2 separate regions of the Homo sapiens genome follow, and region 1 is linked to region 2. Evidence: chromatin contacts called from ENCODE Hi-C or POLR2A ChIA-PET data. All regions are on one chromosome and are shown on one strand. The core of a region is the stretch at or near the end of the contact, and the rest is flanking DNA. Distances in the headings are between cores, read along the strand shown. Region 1 overlaps GNG12 (G protein subunit gamma 12). Region 2 overlaps GNG12 (G protein subunit gamma 12).

Region 1 (3,131 bases), core at 574-3,073, 36 kb after region 2:
TCTCTGCTCTTCACACAGCTTGGCATTGGCCTGGTGTCAGGATTGGGGAGCATGCTGGACAGGGGCTGAGTGGCTGCTATATGCACACTGGAGCACACATTGATAGTACAGCAGAGAGGGCTGGGCTCATCCCTGGTAACCTGTCAGCCCTGGCTTTTAGATGCTTGAAAGATGAGGTTGGATACAACTATAGAACAAACCCACCCAAAAAAGTCCTTGAGAGAAAAACATGAAGCAAATAAAATCAGCTAAGATGCTCCCTGTGGAAGCGTGTCTTAAAAACATTTGCCTTTTCCTGATTGCTCCAATGGAGGAATACCTTATTACCAACAAAAAGTTAGGAGTGATGTATGGGAGCTAAAAAAGTAGACCTCATGGAGGTAGAGACTAGAATGGTGGTTACCAGAGGCTGGGAAGGGAAGGGGGGGATGAAAAGTTGGTTAAGGGGTCCCAAAATACAGTTAGGGAGAAAGAATAAGTTTTAGTATCTGACAGTACAGTAGAAAAATTAGAGTCAACAACAATTTATTGTATATTTCAAAACAGCTAAAAAAATGTGCAATGTTCCCAACACAAACAAAAGATAAATGTCTGAGGTGATGGACAGCCCAATTACCCTGATTTGATCATTATACATTGTATACATGATCAAAATACCACATGTATCCCCCAAATATGCACAACTATTATACAACAATAAAAAATGTTTTAAGAAGTTAGGGGTGAAATCCAGCACATGGAACAGCATATACATCCCACAGTACTAATGGAGGCCAGAGGGCATGTGGCTTTGGGTGGGAGGAGTGTCAAGATCTCTATGGTTCCTGCGTAGGCAGTCTTCTCTGTGTTGGCTAACTATAGTCTGAGAACTATTCACCTCAGTAAACACTGGTCAAGTGCCTAACTGCATCCAAAGTACTGTGGGAGACAATACAGTGTAGCCATTAAGAAAACGAATTCTGGAATCAGGTAGGCCTGGGTTTGTGTTCGGACTCTTTCACCCATTCCCTGTGTGACCTGCGAATATCTGTTGGCTGTAATTATTATAATCTTGGTGCACCTCAATTTCCTCATCTACAAAATGGACATAAGAACTATATGTACCTCAAAGAGTTGCTGTGAGAGTTAAATGAAATCATGCAAGTATGATGTTTTGTATAATACCTTATACATAGTAAGTGTGCAATAAATACTAGTCATTGTTATTCCTAGAAGCTTCCCCAAATTATTTTAAAAAGAAGGCACCTAGATCTAAATGACAGTCCATGTAACAAAGAAAACCCTTACTTGAGCAATTTCAGTGAAGGCCATTTTTCAACAATGCTCACTCACTTCCCTCCACTCTGGGTCCCAGTCATGTATAAAACACTCTGCTTTGTGTTGACTAAGCTCCACAGTGACATTCCAAGGAGTTCTGGTGTCCCTCCAAATATTCTAGGCTGCCCTTTTAACCTGATACTGATACCCTGTCCACTCTACTGTTTAAGGGGCTATTTAAAAATTTGGCTTTGTAAAGCAGGGAGCAAGGCAGAAAGCCTTCAAAGCTTTAGCAGTTGGCGTGGCAAGGAACAGAAAAGCAGCATTTTACAGTATCAAATACCAGAAGTAGCCCTCATAACCACTAACTTTGTAGTGCTCTTCCTTCACTGTGGCGAAGTGCTGAGCATGTTACATGCATTACATTACTGAAACCAAGGCCCTGTGACGTTCCAGTGAGTCCAAGGTGCTAGCTGGTGTGAGTACAGCTGTGGGCTCTAATCTATGCTTTGCTTCAAAGTCCACGCATGCAAATCCTGGGCAACTCCCTGAGTTTCCAAGGCAACTCAGCCAACTCATCCAGAGGTAACTAGCTTCCAATAACTGTATAAGCTCACTCCCATCATTTGGTAGGTTGGTAGGTCAATCAGTTCAATTTATTTTTATTTTTATTTATTTTTTGCTTTCTCTGATATTTGACCAACCACGACACCTAGTGGCCAGTGGAGCACAAACATGGGTTGCCCGAAAAGGCTGATGGACGGGTGATGTGTGTCTTTAGCTTTAAGACACACGTTGCTCATGACCAGGAAAAACCTGATGGATCGTGTTCAAGGCAAAGAAACCAAGGCACAGAGAAATGAAGCGACTTGCCTAAAGTCAAAGCTAATGTAGAACTGTGTGGAAATACTGAACCTTAGTGTTAGAACTCGTATTCTGATTCAGACTTGGCCTAAATTTGATCCTCAGCAAGATACTTTCTTCAGTTATTCAACAAACATTGACTGGGCACCTCCTGAGTAAGGCACTGTGCCAGATGCCGGGGACATGACAGTAAGCAAGGAGGACACGTCTCGATCCTTGCAGTCAAATAGGAGGGGAAGATAAACAGAGAATCCACAATAACAATACCAGCTAATATGTATTAAGGACTCTGCTTCAAGAGTTTCATGTACACCAACTCGCTTCATCCTTGACTTGAAACAATCCTATAATGGGGGTGCGATTATTATTCTTGCTTTGAAAATGTGCAGGAGAACATTTAAGTTGTGGGTAACAAACAGGGCTCCTATGCCTTTCTAGGTCTAAGTTTCTGAAATAAAGTTGTGCTAGATACTGGAAGATTTCTAAGACCTCTTTCCAGATCAGTTTCCCTTCACTTCTAGGATTCTGGGGTAAAGCTGGGATTAGACCTTGGTCGGTTTTCCTGACCAAGAGTCTAGTGTTCCCTCTCTATACACTGTGCTGGTCAATATTTATGAATAACAGCTGGAAGTTATTGAATGCTTACTCTGTGCCACGCCCTGAATTTCTCAGTTCAGGCAATCTTCTTCACAACCTATGAGACAGCTTTAAGATACAAATAATAACTGAGTGAAAAATCATGCTCTAAAATAGTTTAAAAGATTTCCAAGATAAACAGAGAGGCTTCCAACCTCACTCAGCTGTAGCATCCTGAATCTCTGTTCTGTCTGATTTTGTTGAATGGTGGATTTAAACCTTATGTATTGGTGTCCTCAGGCTCTCATGAAGGGAATGGATAATGGGTCCAGGCAAATGGTTCAATGATGAGTTACTGTCTAGGGAAACAGGGGGCATCTTGTTCAATAACAACATTGCTTTGGGGTAATTCTGGGTCCCTAGAAGTATCTACA
Region 2 (3,172 bases), core at 475-2,974:
TAGGAGCTCACCCACTTCCTTAGAATGCACTTAAAAAAAAAGAAACCGAAAAGCCCAAACACCTGATGGGAGGGTTGAAAATGAGGCAACTGGCACATGGTGCTGCATCCATTTTAGGAGAAGAGAAATTAAATTCCTAGGGAGCCATTCCTCTGTGTTGAGTTGTGTCAGCTTCTTGAAGGGGCAGGAGAAATGGATTCAGGAGAGAAAAAGGCTGAGAAAGGACAGAGAAGAGTGTGTACAGCTCGCTGACATTTGCAGTCGCCAGCTGGGGCTGGGCTTCACCAACAAACAATGAATGTGGGCGACTGGGCTGGTGGTTAAAGGGCTTACAACTCCAGCACGATGGACTGAGTCCTGCACATAAATAAGGAATGTAAGTGGGTCAGTAAAACATGCCAAAGGCAAGCAGTAGGTGCTTAGAGAAAGGATGGTCAGTGAGGACTTGAGTAGCCAGAAGACAGATGGAGGAGAGAGGTCTTAAATGAGTCAATCCTTGAAGGGTAGGAACTTGACAGGTGGGGGTGGGGAGAATTTCAAAACAGTTACTGAGGGGAGTGGTAGACAGCAGATTAAAGTTAACTTTCTCATGTGGAATGGGAGCCACCAAAGGTTTCTGAGCAGAAAAAGCAGGCATAAGGGAACACTGTGGGGAAAATGATTGAGCAACCTCCTATGCAGGGTGGAACAGAAATGGGAGACAGTGAAAGACAAAGTAGACTATTTCCATACAAGGTTCAGGAGCAGGCAACATGGTCAGGGCTTGGGGTCAGATGAAACTGGGTTCAATTGGGATTCTGCCACTTAATGTTGTATAATATTGAACAAATCACTCTCCCTGAGCCCTCAGATTCTCTATCTGTAAAACAGGATAACAAGAGTGCCTATCTCACAGGACTGTAATGATTAAATAATAAAGAGGCAGCACATAGAAACCACCCAGTGTTCATCTATCTATCAAACATCATTATTATTAGGAGTTAGTGCATGAGATTTCAAACAGATGGAAGCAATTACAATGCAAAAAATTTTTTAAAAGCTGGATGTGAGAGCTGTGAAAATGTAAGAATGAATAAGACTCCATTCTTGGGGCTGAATGGGAGTGACAGCCCAGAAATGGCTGTTGATTTCCAAGGGGTGCATGAAGAAAAGTGCAGAGGATGGCTTTGAGCCTTTCTCACTTGGATGGGGATAGTAGGGCAGTTTCAAAGGAGCAGAGACAGGCTGAGGGAAGCCACCCTGGACAGGGCAACATCCTCACAAAAGGTAGGGAAACAGAGGGAGTGTTAGGGAGGAAGGGTAAGTTAATGCTGTATAAATACGTTTAGTTAAAAACATATTATACCAAGAAAACAGAAGAATGTACTTCAAGATGTAGCTATTGCCAGGTTGTATGAATTTTAGGGGATTTTTAGTGTTGTTTTCTATGTACTCTGGTAGTTGTGAGTTTTTCATTTTTTGGAATTAAGAGTTAATATTTATATACCACTTACACTTGCCAAGCATTGTTCTAAGGGCTTTACAGATATTAACTTAATTTTCAAAACAATGCTATGAGGTTATTCCCATTGTTCTTCCTAGTTTAGAATTAAGGGAACTGAGGGAGGCAGCCACTTAGAACACGGCCAAGGTCAGAAAGAAGGTTAATGGAGGAGTCAGCACTCTAATCCTGGCAGCCTGGCTCCTGATTCTATGCTCTTTAACCACATATGATACTTTTATGATTAAGAAAAGAAAAACACCTAGTAATTGTTATTCACAAAACCAGGGGGAGGAGTTATTAGTCACTTTACGGGGTAAAAGGAAGTAGAGGGCAAGAACAGCTCACAGATGACTGGGAGTTACTGGGGACTGCTGAGTAGTTTCCACAGCTTGAAGGGAATGGAGGTCAAATGATAAGGGGCTGAACACAGAACTATTAATTCAGGGACCAGGCAGTGACTACAGAGGAATATTTAGAAAAATTTGGCAGTGTAGTCAAGACAAGGAATTGTATCGAAACTTTCAGGGGCAGGAGGGTTGTTTCAGAGATGGTTGGCACTGGAGCATTTCCAGAAACAGAGGAGGAGAGTTGAGAAACTAGGGAGAGTGAAGATGTGCAAAGAGGGTAACTGAGAGGGCAGAAGGGGATGAGCTCAGGACTGCGCTCAGAAATTGGTCAAAAGAGGAGCTGATAAACCAGAACTGGAGGATACAGTGGTGGAAAAGCAGGAAGGAATGAACTGCTCATACAATACAGGTGAATCTCTCAGATATTATATTGAACAAAAAAGCCAGTTATAGAAGAGCATGCACTGTCAATTCCATTCGTTCATTCGAGACGAAATCTCACTCTGTCGCCAGGCTGGAGTGCAGTGGCGTGATCTTGGCTCACTGCAACCTCCGCTTCCCAGGTTCAAGTGATTCTCCTGCCTCAGCCTCCTGAGTAGCTGGGACTATGGGCATGTGCTTCCAAGCCCGGCTAATTTTTGTATTTTTAGTAGAGATGGGGTTTCACCATGTTCACCAGGCTGGCCTCGAACTCCTGACCTCAGGAGATCCACACACCTTGGCCTCCCAAAGTGCTGGGATTACAGGTGTCAGCCACCGCGCCTGGCCCAATTCTATTCATATAAAGTTCAGGAACAGGCAAAATGCATCTACAGTGATAGAAACTATAAGAGTACAGAGTGGGTGGGGATATGGATGAAGAAAGACTGGCTATGAGTTAGTTGTTAACTGCTGCAGCCAGGTCACTTCAACAATTAAACTGCATGAGGTTCATTCTACTTTTATATATGTTTGAAAATTAAAAAAATTAAAAGTCTATAGTCCTAAACATGTCATAACATATTATATGATAATTAACATTATCAGTTATTTTTATCATTATTTGTCATGAAAGAATGGAAGACACGTTAATTATTATCTACAATTTCCTTCTTTAGATCATGATCTAACAAGTATGTCCAATGTCCACAGCACAAAGGAAGCAGCTGCCTTTTGAGGGAGCATGGACAGGATTAAAAAAGCCACAATCTGGGCCCTCTGCCCATTTCACACAATGCTCAGGCTCTGGGTCACAGACATCCAATTTTTACTTGCCAGGAAGCATCATTCCTTGGAGGTACGCATGAAAAAGGAAAGGCCCAACACTGTGGTGCAGATACTCCTAACTTTGACATGCCAAAAA

Evidence for each region. Hi-C counts contacts between places; a loop is a spot of excess contacts on that map. ChIA-PET counts read pairs that join two places held with the same protein, here RNA polymerase II (POLR2A). Pooled maps may share reads with other maps.
Region 1: a loop to region 2 is called in a map of endothelial cell of umbilical vein, with 3 times the contacts of the local background. The contact joins two enhancer-like sites. A Hi-C loop is called at or near these places in 9 of 168 maps with a recorded cell type or tissue (GM12878, K562, OCI-LY7 and 6 more), 23 of 37 single-sample maps with no recorded cell type and 13 of 50 pooled maps. POLR2A ChIA-PET finds 5 or more read pairs at or near these places in 7 of 52 experiments (GM12878, H1, HepG2 and 4 more).

Annotation. Positions count from the first base shown.
Region 1 is chr1:67,758,473-67,761,603 of GRCh38, forward strand. All of the region lies in intron 2 of GNG12 (G protein subunit gamma 12), which reads right to left. All of the region lies in intron 1 of LOC105378781 (a long non-coding RNA gene), which reads left to right. Among named protein-coding and RNA genes, the nearest start is that of GNG12-AS1, 72 kb to the right of the region's middle. Within about 2 kb of position 1,824, at least 21 of the 41 ENCODE cell types and tissues checked have a DNase peak (open chromatin) inside an H3K27ac peak, as active enhancers do; they include mammary epithelial cell, where a contact is called at or near this core.
Region 2 is chr1:67,722,092-67,725,263 of GRCh38, forward strand. The region is part of intron 2 of GNG12 (G protein subunit gamma 12); the gene reads right to left. Among named protein-coding and RNA genes, the nearest start is that of GADD45A, 38 kb to the left of the region's middle. Within about 2 kb of position 1,725, at least 5 of the 41 ENCODE cell types and tissues checked have a DNase peak (open chromatin) inside an H3K27ac peak, as active enhancers do; they include mammary epithelial cell, where a contact is called at or near this core.